Linked DNA regions of Homo sapiens: all the other regions are linked to region 2. Evidence: chromatin contacts called from ENCODE Hi-C or POLR2A ChIA-PET data. All regions are on one chromosome and are shown on one strand. Each heading gives the region's core, a stretch centred on a gene start or an enhancer-like site at or near the end of the contact. The rest is flanking DNA. Distances are from core to core; before and after follow the strand shown.

Evidence for each region. Hi-C counts contacts between places; a loop is a spot of excess contacts on that map. ChIA-PET counts read pairs that join two places held with the same protein, here RNA polymerase II (POLR2A). Pooled maps may share reads with other maps.
Region 1: a loop to region 2 is called in a pooled map, with 5 times the contacts of the local background. The contact joins the promoter of RPS19 here to the promoter of LIN37 in region 2. A Hi-C loop is called at or near these places in 3 of 50 pooled maps. POLR2A ChIA-PET finds 5 or more read pairs at or near these places in 2 of 52 experiments (B cell and activated CD8-positive, alpha-beta memory T cell).
Region 3: a loop to region 2 is called in a map of CD4-positive, alpha-beta T cell, with 8 times the contacts of the local background. The contact joins the promoter of GSK3A here to the promoter of LIN37 in region 2. A Hi-C loop is called at or near these places in 4 of 168 maps with a recorded cell type or tissue (CD4-positive, alpha-beta T cell, ascending aorta and naive thymus-derived CD4-positive, alpha-beta T cell), 1 of 37 single-sample maps with no recorded cell type and 16 of 50 pooled maps. POLR2A ChIA-PET finds 5 or more read pairs at or near these places in 1 of 52 experiments (activated CD4-positive, alpha-beta T cell).

The regions. Positions count from the first base shown.
Region 1 is chr19:41,858,533-41,862,332 of GRCh38, reverse strand. It overlaps RPS19 (ribosomal protein S19), which reads right to left and starts at 2,078. Exons shown (of 6, transcript NM_001022.4): 1 at 2,044-2,078; 2 at 1,488-1,558; 3 at 1,121-1,221. The coding sequence starts at 1,558. RefSeq lists silencers at 1,757-1,876, 1,937-2,066 and an enhancer at 1,620-2,375.
Region 2 is chr19:35,747,064-35,750,562 of GRCh38, reverse strand. LIN37 (lin-37 DREAM MuvB core complex component) reads right to left here and starts at 1,987. Exons shown (of 9, transcript NM_019104.3): 1 at 1,805-1,987. The coding sequence starts at 1,838. It overlaps PSENEN (presenilin enhancer, gamma-secretase subunit), which reads right to left. Exons shown (of 4, transcript NM_172341.4): 4 at 3,044-3,499. RefSeq lists enhancers at 1,738-1,857, 1,704-2,218, 2,258-2,317, 2,219-2,733.
Region 3 is chr19:42,241,247-42,244,980 of GRCh38, reverse strand. GSK3A (glycogen synthase kinase 3 alpha) reads left to right here and starts at 2,379. Exons shown (of 11, transcript NM_019884.3): 1 at 2,379-2,798. The coding sequence starts at 2,516. RefSeq lists enhancers at 638-697, 300-1,093, 1,708-1,757, 1,094-1,888, 1,818-2,027 and silencers at 2,318-2,527, 2,558-2,837.

The sequences.
Region 1 (3,800 bases), core at 829-3,328, 6.1 Mb before region 2:
TCAGAGGCCGCGGCTGAGTTATGCTGGTCCTCTGTGCTCACTCCATGGCCTGAAAGAGTGGGCCCCAATAGACATTTGAGGCACAAGTGTACCACAAATCTACAAAATGCTTCATATTCTGAAGGGCCAAGCAACCTGTACCAAGGCCAACTCTTTTCCGGGTCATGGAGGAGTTTTGCCGATTTCCAAACCCTGCTTCCCACCTACTTCTTATCTGGAGACAAGTTGTGGTCAGGATGGAGTCCCCACTTCACAGAGAGAGAAGGTTTAAGATTGGAGAGGCCGAGGCCCCTTAGTGAAGGTCGGTGCTAAGGCTGTCACCTTGACATAACACGGCACTGCCACCGCCCACCCTGTTACATCTTCCTGAAAGTGAAGATTTAGTGAGTACTGAAATATTAAGACACGTGAGAACTAACACTAGTCAGGGACTGTACATAAATTATTATTGGAAGATTGAAAAGAGACGGGGCTGGCACGAGGTTGCAGGGTGTCCATAAGATCAGAAGTCAAGATTTAAAGCAGGGACTGACCTGGCCAGATCTCCAACCATTTAGTTAGAAACAGCCTGTTAGAGATATGGAGAAGGCTAACTTGATGATCTGAGCAATAGTAAAGACAACTGGCTTTTTCCTGAATAACTACTGTGCAACAGACACGTTCTAAACACTCTGCTTTAAATTCATTCAATCCTTGCAATACTCTAGTACTGGTACAATAATTAGTCCCATTTTGGGGATGAGAGAGTGCACAGGCAGGTTAACCAACTTGCCAGAGGACACACAGCCAGATGTAAAAGATGGATCCAAACCCAGGGAGTCTGCCTCCGTGTATATAGAAAGGATTAAACCACCTGTAAGCAAAATATGAACATTCATCTGTCTCTGGTTTCCCCTGAGGCTCAAAGCCACAGGTCCTCCTCTCACAAAGCTCTTAGAATGTCATAAAAACTTGGAGTACCAAGTTATCGAATGTCACATCACACAAAGCAAGTGGTGACACAACCAAGGGTTTCTCTCCCTCTTGGGGCGGGAAAGAGCTCAGAGGAGACAGGGAAGTATGGTTTGTGCCAGGGGTCACCCAGCTCCCCACTCTCCAGCCAAAGACCTAAGTTCCTCACCAGCTCGCGTGTAGAACCAGTTCTCATCGTAGGGAGCAAGCTCTTTGTGCTTGGCCAGCTTGACGGTATCCACCCATTCGGGGACTTTCAGCTTCCCGGACCTAAGACCAAAACAGTGGGAAAAGCACGATTCAGTCATCTCCACAAACTACCCCATATCCCAAATGCCCTCCCCTCAACACAACTATGCTGTGCCCAGAGTACAAAGAGAGGCTGGAACCGGAACACAAGCCAGGCCTCACGCTGAAAGGAGCCACGGAGGCCCCAAACAAGCCTCGCCTGCCAGGGACCGGCAAACACTGGGGCTCAGATGGGCAGGCCAAGGCGACAGCCTCCACCCGTTTTGAACCTCAGTCCCCAAACTCACTTTTTGAGGAAGGCTGCCAGAGCTCTGACGAACTCCTGCTGGTTCACGTCTTTTACAGTAACTCCAGGCATCTGAGGGAGAAAGTCAAGCATGTGAACACAGGCCTGGCAGAGACGACTGCCAAGAGCACGGACCCCACCCCAATCCTTTCGCTCCAGCGCATCCTAAACCGTGGTACCCCCCGTTACTTCCCACGGCCCCTTCAACGCCGGGCTCCGGCTCCTGCGGGTCTGAAGGAGCTCACCGACGCCCACGGCCTCTCTGGATCGCACTAACAGAGCCCGGCCCCTGCGTGTGAGGATCCTGCGCGACCCCACTCCCCAGCCCCGGGACTCCGGACGCCCCACGCACCCCGCCGCTGCCCCCCGGGGCCCACGCTCGGTTCCCGGACGGCGCTGACCGGGCATGTCCGGGCCTGCCGCTCGCACGTGGCCGCGGCTCTAGGGGGCGGGACGGGCCCGCGCCGGGCGCCTCGGGGCCCTCAGGCACGCGCTCTGAGGCTTCGGCGTCCGGCCCTGCCGCCTCGCGCCCGGTCCAGCTCGGAGCCCCCGCTTACCGTGCGGCCTCCGCGCTGCCAGCCAGGGGAAAGGGAACGACGGGGTTTCCCGGGCGCACAAGTCGGGCGTAGGGTCTCGCGAGAGTTCCGAAAGCTCGCGAGAGCGAGGGTAGACGCTGAGGCTCCGCCTCTCTCAGGGCGAAAGTTCGTCCCCGCCTAGAGGGGAGGGTGTCTAGTGAGGGGTGGAGAGGTAAAGGGGAGGGCCAAGGGGTCGCGCGTGGAGGCCTGGGTTTCCTCCCGCGTTTCCTTCTCCCGGAGTGTAATAGAGAGAGGATAGAGAGCTCCTGTTCGGAGCTGGGGGAACTTGGCTTCGTTTGCGTCGTTCGTGGCTGGAAGGAACAGTGGTGGAGAATACTATGATGGCGAAAGTACGGGGCAGGATGGGTGGGCCACAGCTGGCGCCCCACGGCGGAACAACCCCTTTTCCGGGTGGAAGTGGCTGTTCCCTGGCCGGAAGTGGGAGTAGTAAGGGCGGAACTGTGACAGGGAACCTAGGGGAAGGGCGAGGAAGAAATGTGGCTATCATCTTCCGTCCTTCACCGCCAGGAGTCGCGAGAGCGGGAGACGGAAGCCCCACCCTTCTCAGGGCGGAAGTTGCTTCAGCACGGCCGGGGCGAGCGAAAAGGGAATGAGGCGCTGGAGGAGGGGAGAAGATAAGGGCGGGACAAAGCGGCAGAGGCGGGACCTTAGCAGAAGTTAGTTCAGCTCTGCCTTCTAGTGTCGGAGTCTGTTCGCTCAGCCCTTACTTTGCCAATTTAGATTTACCTGCCCCGCTGACCTGTGTAGCTTTAGGCAGTCCATTTGCCTTCTCAGGGCTTGTCTCACCATTAAAAAAAAAAAAAAAAAATGAGATCCCCGTTTGTCCATTTAAAGTGGCTCCTCTGGTTCATGGCGCGTCACATGCTCTAAAAAATATTTTTTGAGTGCCTGCTCTGTGCCAGGCACAGGTAAATATTATTTGGACATTTATCATGTGGCTGTTACTGTAGTGTTACATGCATGATCTCATTTAATCCTTACAAGGCCCAACAACTAAATAACGTGGTCCAATAAAATTATGTTAACTTGTTGCAAAAAGGAAACACTGAAATGTGTGTAGCTATTTTCTTATGTTGGAAAGACTGAGAATTTAAAACATAAGAGCAAATATTAGAATTTTACCCCACACTGATACTGTGGCTGCAAAATGTGTTAATTATTAATAAGCCAAGACTCGTATCTGTTAGAAAAATTAAAACCAACCATGCTTCTAGCATAAGATCATATATTTAAATCAAGGTTTTACATTCATGTAGAATGTTGTTGAAACCTATCTCATACTGTTTCTAAAACTTGAGAAAATATTTTCATTATCTCAATTGTTTTTCCAGAACCAACACATACATATTTCCATATGTATTCAAAGTGGGTAATATATGCATGTCTAACTGGAAATCTCCAGGTACTTGGGTAATTTATATTCACTTTTTATAATTTAAGTAATTATTATTTAATTTTTTTTGAGTTGGAGTCTCGCTTTGTCGCCCAGGCGGGAGTGCAATGATGTGATCTTGGTTCACTGCAACCTCCACCTCCCGGGTTCAAGCGATTCTCCGGCCTCAGGCTCCCAGGTAGCTGGGATTACAGGTGCCTGCCACCACACCTGGCTAATTTTTGTATTTTTATAGAGACGGGTTTTCACCACGTTGGCCAGGCTGGTCTCGAACTCCTGACCTCAGGTGATCCACCTGCGTTGGCCTCCCAAAATGCTGGGATTA
Region 2 (3,499 bases), core at 738-3,237:
ACTTGAGGAAGTGATGATGTTACGCTGTCCTCCTACCTTTGAGAGGTGTTTGCTCTGCCTTTCTGACTGGTGGGAGCTCTGGCTCTAGTGCTCAGAGCCTGGAGGGGACACCTGGGAACTTGCCTGACCAGTCCAGGGACTTCCTGAGAAGCCCAGGAGACACAGGGATTCAAACATAGCTCAGAGGAGAGACAGAGTGAGGGTGGGGAAGGGAGTAGCTGAGATTGCAGCAAAGCCTTGGGCAGATGCAGAGGGTACGGATCACGTCCACAACTCTCCTCAGGCCCAGCCTCTCTCCTGAACCCCCGACTTGGGCCTGAAGCCTCCCTCTCAAGGGTCGCCTCACTGTCCCCAAGTCCCTCCCTGTACCTCACCATGGATACCCCTCTCCCTCCCCTACCCAGCCCACCAACCCCATGGCCTGTCCACTAGGCCTCCCGAGTGTCTCTCCCACCCACCTCCTCCCTACTCTACCCATCCTGGTCCTGTCCTTTGCTCCCCCTTGGCTCCCTGCCTCAGTGTCCCCCTTCTGATACACCCTCCACAAGGCAGCCAGGGGAATCTTCCTGAAAAATAACAAACCTGACCCTGATCTTCCCTTGCTTGGAAACTTCCATGACTCCACAGCACCCAGGGGTGGAGTCTGCACTCCTCAGCCTGGCACTCACAGGTGTACACCTTCCCTCACCATCATTTGTGGTCACACCCACTTCTCTTTTCTTTCTTTCTTTTCTTTTCCTTTCTTTTTTTTTTTTTTTGAGACAGGGTCTCAATCTATCACCCAGGCTGGAGTGCAGTGGTGTGATCTCAGCTCACTGCAACCTCCGCCTCCCCGGCTCCAGCGATCCTCCTGCCTCAGCCTCCTGAGTAGCTGGGACTACAGGCTTGTGCCACCACACCTGGCTAATTTTTTTTTTTTTTTTGTATTTTTTATAGAGACAGCGTTTCGCTATGTTGCCCAGGCTGGTCTCAAACTCCTGACCTCAAGTGATCTGCCAGCCTCGGCCTCCCAAAGTGTTGGGATTACAGGTGTGAGCCACCGCACCCAGCCTCCCACTTTGTTTTAATAACACTTTTGCCATGGGACATCCTACATCATTTTACTATTATCTTTCTGTCTAAATTCTGCACCCCTCCCACTGCCCTTACCATGCCAGGCCTGGGATCCGGTCAGCTCCGCCCCAACCCAAAATTCTCTCCTCTTTCTAAGCTTCACCCATTGACCACAGTTCCTATTTTCTAGGATTACTGGAATATAGTGACTGTGAGGATTAAGAGTGCCTGTACTTCAGGCTCACAGCAAGATGTGTGACTCTGATCACTGCTGGAAATGGGGAAACTGAGGGGAAGCCAAGAAAAGAGAACTTCTCGGCTGGGCGCGGGGACTCACGCCTGTAATCTCAGCACTTTGGGAGGCTAAGGCGGGAGGATCGCTTGAGACCAGGAGTTCGAGACCAGCCTGGGCAATATAGCGATACTCCGTCTCTATTTAAATATTTTAAAAATTTAAATTAAAAAAAAGAGGAAAGAAAAGGGCCCTTCTCAGAGTTACCGGCTCAGGATTCCCCATGTCCTACCACGCACGTCATTGCCCGAGCCACCCCATTCAATCTCAAAGCGACTTCAAGCGCACACCGGGAGGGTGTGAAGGTGGCAGGCAACGCTCGCTGCCTGATACAGCGATTGTCAGGTGGGCTTCAGGGAAAAGTCGTGCAGTCCCCTTTCCGCGATACTCCCTTCCACCGGGACTCCACACCCTGTCAACCCGATGGTCCCGACAGGCCCCCGACGTCAGGGTCCTCACCTGATTTCTCCACTTTCACCTTCACAGGGAACATGGTTTGGGTCCGGGATCTGGCTAGCTGGGTCAGAGGCGCCCCAAAGGGCCTAGGGTCACAAGTCAAGGCGGGAGAAGGCGGGGACAGTTCAAAGATGAGCTTCGTGGGCCACGGGTCCTCCGCCTTTGGTTGTGTCCAGCCTGGACCGTGGCCACCACCCTTCTGTGGGCGGGCCCCTTCGGCAGTAGCTTGTTCCTATTAGTTATTGCAGCCGTCAATCTCGCATCCTGACCAATTGAGAGCTGCCTCCGTAGTCTCCCAGCTTTAGGTCCCACCCACCTGGGGCTTTGCTTCCGGAAACAAACCATCTACCCCCTAGCTTCCTGGGAGGTGTAGTTCCAGCTTCCCAGACTCACCCTGAGTAACAGCGCCTGCGCCGCGCGGGGCACGGTGGGAAACAAAGGATTAGGGCATCGCGAGGCTTCCCGGGACTTGTAGTGTGAGAAGGGTTGAGCAACACCAAGTTAGCTCTTTACCGGATTTAACCAACCGTTGGGGTCCCTTCATCCCTAAGAGGAAGACTAATGTAAAATAACGTTGGGTTCCCTCTCACTGAGCACTCGCTAGGTGCCAGGTATCTGTTAATCTCTTTGCAGGTACAACTTCATTCATTTTGCAAATATTTATTAGTGTGTCGGGCACTCTTCTAGGCATTGGAGACACCTTGAGGAACAGAATAGACAAAAATCCCTGCGCTAATGGAGCTTATCTTTTAAAGGAGGGAAGATAAACAGTAAACAAGTAAATTTTAAGTGAAATGTAATAGGAGAAAGAATATGATCTGGGCGGGGCATGGTGGCTCACGCCTGTAAATCCCAGCTCTTTGGGAGGCCTAGGCAGGCAGATCACCTGTGACCAGGAGTTCGAGACCAGCCTGGCCAACATGGTGAAACCCAGTCTTTACTAAAAATACAAAAATTAGCCGGGCATGGTGGCATGCGCCTGTAATCCCAGCTATTCGAGAGTTTGAGGCAGGAGAATCGCTTGAACCCGGGAGGCGGAGGTTGCAGTGAGCCGAGATCGGACCTCTGCACTCCAGCCTGGGTGACAGAGCAAGACTCCATCTAGAAAAACAAACAGACAACAACAACAAACCCCTCTCCCCCCCCAAAAAAAAAACCCACAAAAAAAGTGTAGCCTGAAAGGGACATAGGAATATCAAGGTGGTGATTGAATTTTAAATAAGATGGATGGTCAAGGAAGGATTCTCTGAGAAAGCTCTTGACTATTTTTATTTTTGCAGACAACACTTCCTTCAGAAAACGGGAAACTTCCATTTGTCACACGTCTTGGTCCAGATAAATCCCAGGAAGTAGCATCGTGATCTACACTTCTGATGAGAATACTGCAGCCCACAGTAGGAAAGTTATATTTTTGAATTCACGACTACCAGTACAGGATAACAGCCCCTAGAAATGGAAGCACTAGGCCGATCCTACCACTGCACTCCAGCCTGGCTGACAGAGCAAGACTCTGTCTCAAAAAAAAAAAAAAAAAAGAAAAAAGAAAAAGAAATGGAAGCACTATTCCTTTCTTAGTTTCTCATCTAATAGTTTCCTGAGCAGGAAAGTTCCTAGTTCAGAAGATTATGAGTAGTATGCACTGTAAAAAATGTACATCATGTCTAAATACTAAGCCTCGTACAAAGCTCTCAACAGATG
Region 3 (3,734 bases), core at 1,130-3,629, 6.5 Mb before region 2:
AGGGGCTCGACTGAAATTTTTACTTTTTGACTCAGAGCTGCCATCAGAGGGCAGCAGGTACCATTTGGCTGGGAAACTGCAACTCCCAGAAACGCCCGCGCCTAGCCGCGCGTGGTGCGGCCACCTGCTTTGTGAAGGGAGCGGAAGTGTTCCGCACTTTGCCTTCTGGGTAATGTAGTCTCAACAGGCTTTGGCGCTACCGACCCCCGCAGTTGTGTCCGCGGGGAATTGCAGTCAGGAACAAACTGAGTGGACAGGACTTTCTTCTGGTTTCAGAAAGGACAGGACAGTTAGTATAAGCACAAGCTCGGATTAACGTGAAGTCCAGAGACTCCATTTCCCACCATTCCAGGATGCGGGAGGGGCTGAGAACGCTTTCATTCTACTTCTAAGTATTTCCGGGGGAGGAAGAGACACATACAGACACAGGAACTCTGTTTCCCAGCGCCTTTTGGGGGCTACTCTCCTTCGGGTATTAATCGATAAATAGGACGACTCACTGAGTACACAAAACCTGAGGCAGCTGGCTTCCTTATTTTTGGCTTTCCGGGATCTTGTAATTTAGGAAGCGGAGGATGCAAAACACAAGAGTGGGAGGCCCGGTGCCGTGGCTCAAGCCTGAAATACCAGCACGTTGGAGGCTGAGGTAGAATCGCTTGAGCCCAGGAATTGGAGACCAGCCTGGGCAACATGGCGAAGCCCACCCCGCTACCCCCCACCACCCCAAAAAACAAACCAAACCAAATTAGCTGGGCGTGATGGTGCACGCCTGTAGTCCCACCTACATGGGAGGCTTAGGTGGGGGGATTGCTTGAGCCTGGGAGTTAGAGGCTGCAGTGACCTGTGATTGCGCCACTGCCCGCCAGCCTGGGCGGCAGAGCGAGACCCTGTCTCAAAACAAACCAAAAACTGAAAACTGAATGGTGGTTCAAGACAGGATTTTTTTTTTTTTGAGACGGAGTCTCACTCTTTTCGCCCAGACTGGAGTGCAGTGGCGCGATCTCGGCTCACTGCAACCTATGCCTCCCGGGTTCAAGCGATTCTCCTGCTTCAGCCTCCTGAGTAGCTGGTATTACAGGCGCCCGCCACCACACCCGGCTAATTTTTGTACTTTTAGTAGAGACGGGGGTTTCGCTATGTTGGCCAGGCTGGTCTCGAACTCCTGACCTCGGATGATCCGCCAGCCTCGGCCTCCCAAAGTGCTAGGATTACAGGCGTGAGCTACTGGCGCCCAGCCTGAGCCACAGCGCCAGGCCCAGAAATGACATTTCCGTCTTTTTAATGCTCCATTCAGCTTCCTGGTGCGAACCACATTGCTAGGAAAAGCTAGACTGTATCCGAAGACTAGTTAGTGTTCTGAGAAACCGCCGGGAACTTTGTTTCCCGAATCTTTGCAGAGTTGCGGTTAGAGAGGGGACATTTTTTCTTTCCTGATCTATGGTCACCTGGAACTTAAAGGTGCTTGGATCCATTTTCCAGCAGTCCTTGATCGACCTCGGCTCTTTCTTAAAGAAGGACCTGGGGGCGAGGAAGGAGGCGCTGAAACACTTTTAAGTCTCTCCAGGGAACTGCCGCAGTCTCTAACCTTTCGTTCACACGCCCCTGATGGTGGCCATTGGACTTCGCTTCCCGGCAAGCCTCCGCAGACTGGCCTCACAGAGGGTCAGGTCTGGACTATTCCCCAGCATGCTTGGAGCTCATGGGCGATCCCGCCCCCTCAGTCAATGGGGAGGATACGTCGAACTCCATTTCCCAGAACACACCAGGGCTCGCTGTGGCAACTGCACTGAGGCCTTGGTGCTGACTACACTTCCCGGCAGGGACTGCGGCCCAGCGTACCTGGAAAGAGGAGCGCGTAAACCTACTCCATTTCCTCGCCCATCTCCGGAACTGCAGTATCCACCTGGGGCTTAAAAACCACCTGAGACTCCATTTCCCGGCGTGCTTTAAAAATCGCTTTACACCTGCAATGCGGTGAGGGCGTGGCGACGACTCCATTTCCCGGCTTGCCTCACGGCCCGAGACCCGCAGGTTCACGCGGGCCGACTCAATTTCCCAGAGCGCACCGAGCTCTGGGAGGCATACACAGCTAATAGACTGAGTGAGTGGACTCCGTTTCCCAGCGTGCATCAGGCTCTCTGCTTCCTAAAGTGCTTCAGGGCTCCCCGTCGTACAGTCGGCTGACAGATTACCCTGGACTCCATTTCCCGACGTACAGCGTGACCCGTCATTCCCGCCCATCATTCCCGCGGTCTACTCTGAGGCTTTTGTGGACTTCATTTCCCGGCGTGCCACGCGGCTCTCTGTGCGGGCCGAGGGCGGTGACGGCGGCGCGGACGACAGCCGGACTGCATCTCCCGGCGTGCCCCGCGGCGGGCGCTGGGCCGGAGCCGGAGCCCAAGCCAGAGCGGCGCGGCCTGGAAGAGGCCAGGGCCCGGGGGAGGCGGCGGCAGCGGCGGCGGCTGGGGCAGCCCGGGCAGCCCGAGCCCCGCAGCCTGGGCCTGTGCTCGGCGCCATGAGCGGCGGCGGGCCTTCGGGAGGCGGCCCTGGGGGCTCGGGCAGGGCGCGGACTAGCTCGTTCGCGGAGCCCGGCGGCGGAGGCGGAGGAGGCGGCGGCGGCCCCGGAGGCTCGGCCTCCGGCCCAGGCGGCACCGGCGGCGGAAAGGCATCTGTCGGGGCCATGGGTGGGGGCGTCGGGGCCTCGAGCTCCGGGGGTGGACCCGGCGGCAGCGGCGGAGGAGGCAGCGGAGGCCCCGGCGCAGGCACTAGCTTCCCGCCGCCCGGGGTGAAGCTGGGCCGTGAGTACTAGTGGCGCCCGTGTAGGGTGGTGATTAGGGTTCCCAAAGCTCCTCAGACATCCATCAGATTCTTTCATGTGCTTAGATAGGAGCTCGAGGTCACTGTGCCTCCCCATACCGGGGATCCGAGCCCTCTTCCTCCCAGGAAAAGGAGTCTTGGGGTTACCATCTCTTGGAGATCAGAATTACTCGTGGATCAGAATTACTAACACTTAAAGAAACGGGTTACAAGTCTCTGTTCTTCCATTATTGAGGTCTTGGGTCCTTGAGCCTTAAGAACAGGTATCTGATGTTGCTATTCATTATAATATTGGATCAGAGGTCACAGTCGCTTGCAAATGGGGATCTAGGGTTATTGTCTCCTAAGAGAACAAGAATAAGACCAACCCCGAAAAAGAGGGATCTGCATTCCCTGTCCTTCAGAAGATGGGGATTTGGAGCGAATATCACTTAGAAGCAGGGCTTTGAGGTTACTGTGTTTTGTCCCCAAAGAATAGGGCCAGGCTTTCCAAACCTGGTACTCAGATCATCTTCCCTATTAAAACCAAGACCTGGCATCATTACCCACCCTAAATCTTGTTGAGCTGTACTGCCAATGGTGAGAATTAATAGTTACTGCCTTTTAGATATAAAGACATTGGGAGTCAGCATATCCTTCAAACCAAGTCCATAGTCCATGTTTTAAAATACATGGCTTGGTGTGTCTCCTTTAACAAAAATGGAATGGAGCAGGGTAGGTCACAGTTTCCTACAGAATATGGATCTAAGGTTATACTTTTTTAATAATTGTTCTAAGGTATGGTGTCATTGGCTCTGAAAAAAAAAAGTGATGTAGGGTTATCTCCCTCTGAAAGAACTTGTCACTGGCCCCTCAAAATGGATTTGGTGGCCGGGCGCGGTGGCTCACGCCTGTAATCCCAGCACTTTGGGAGGCTG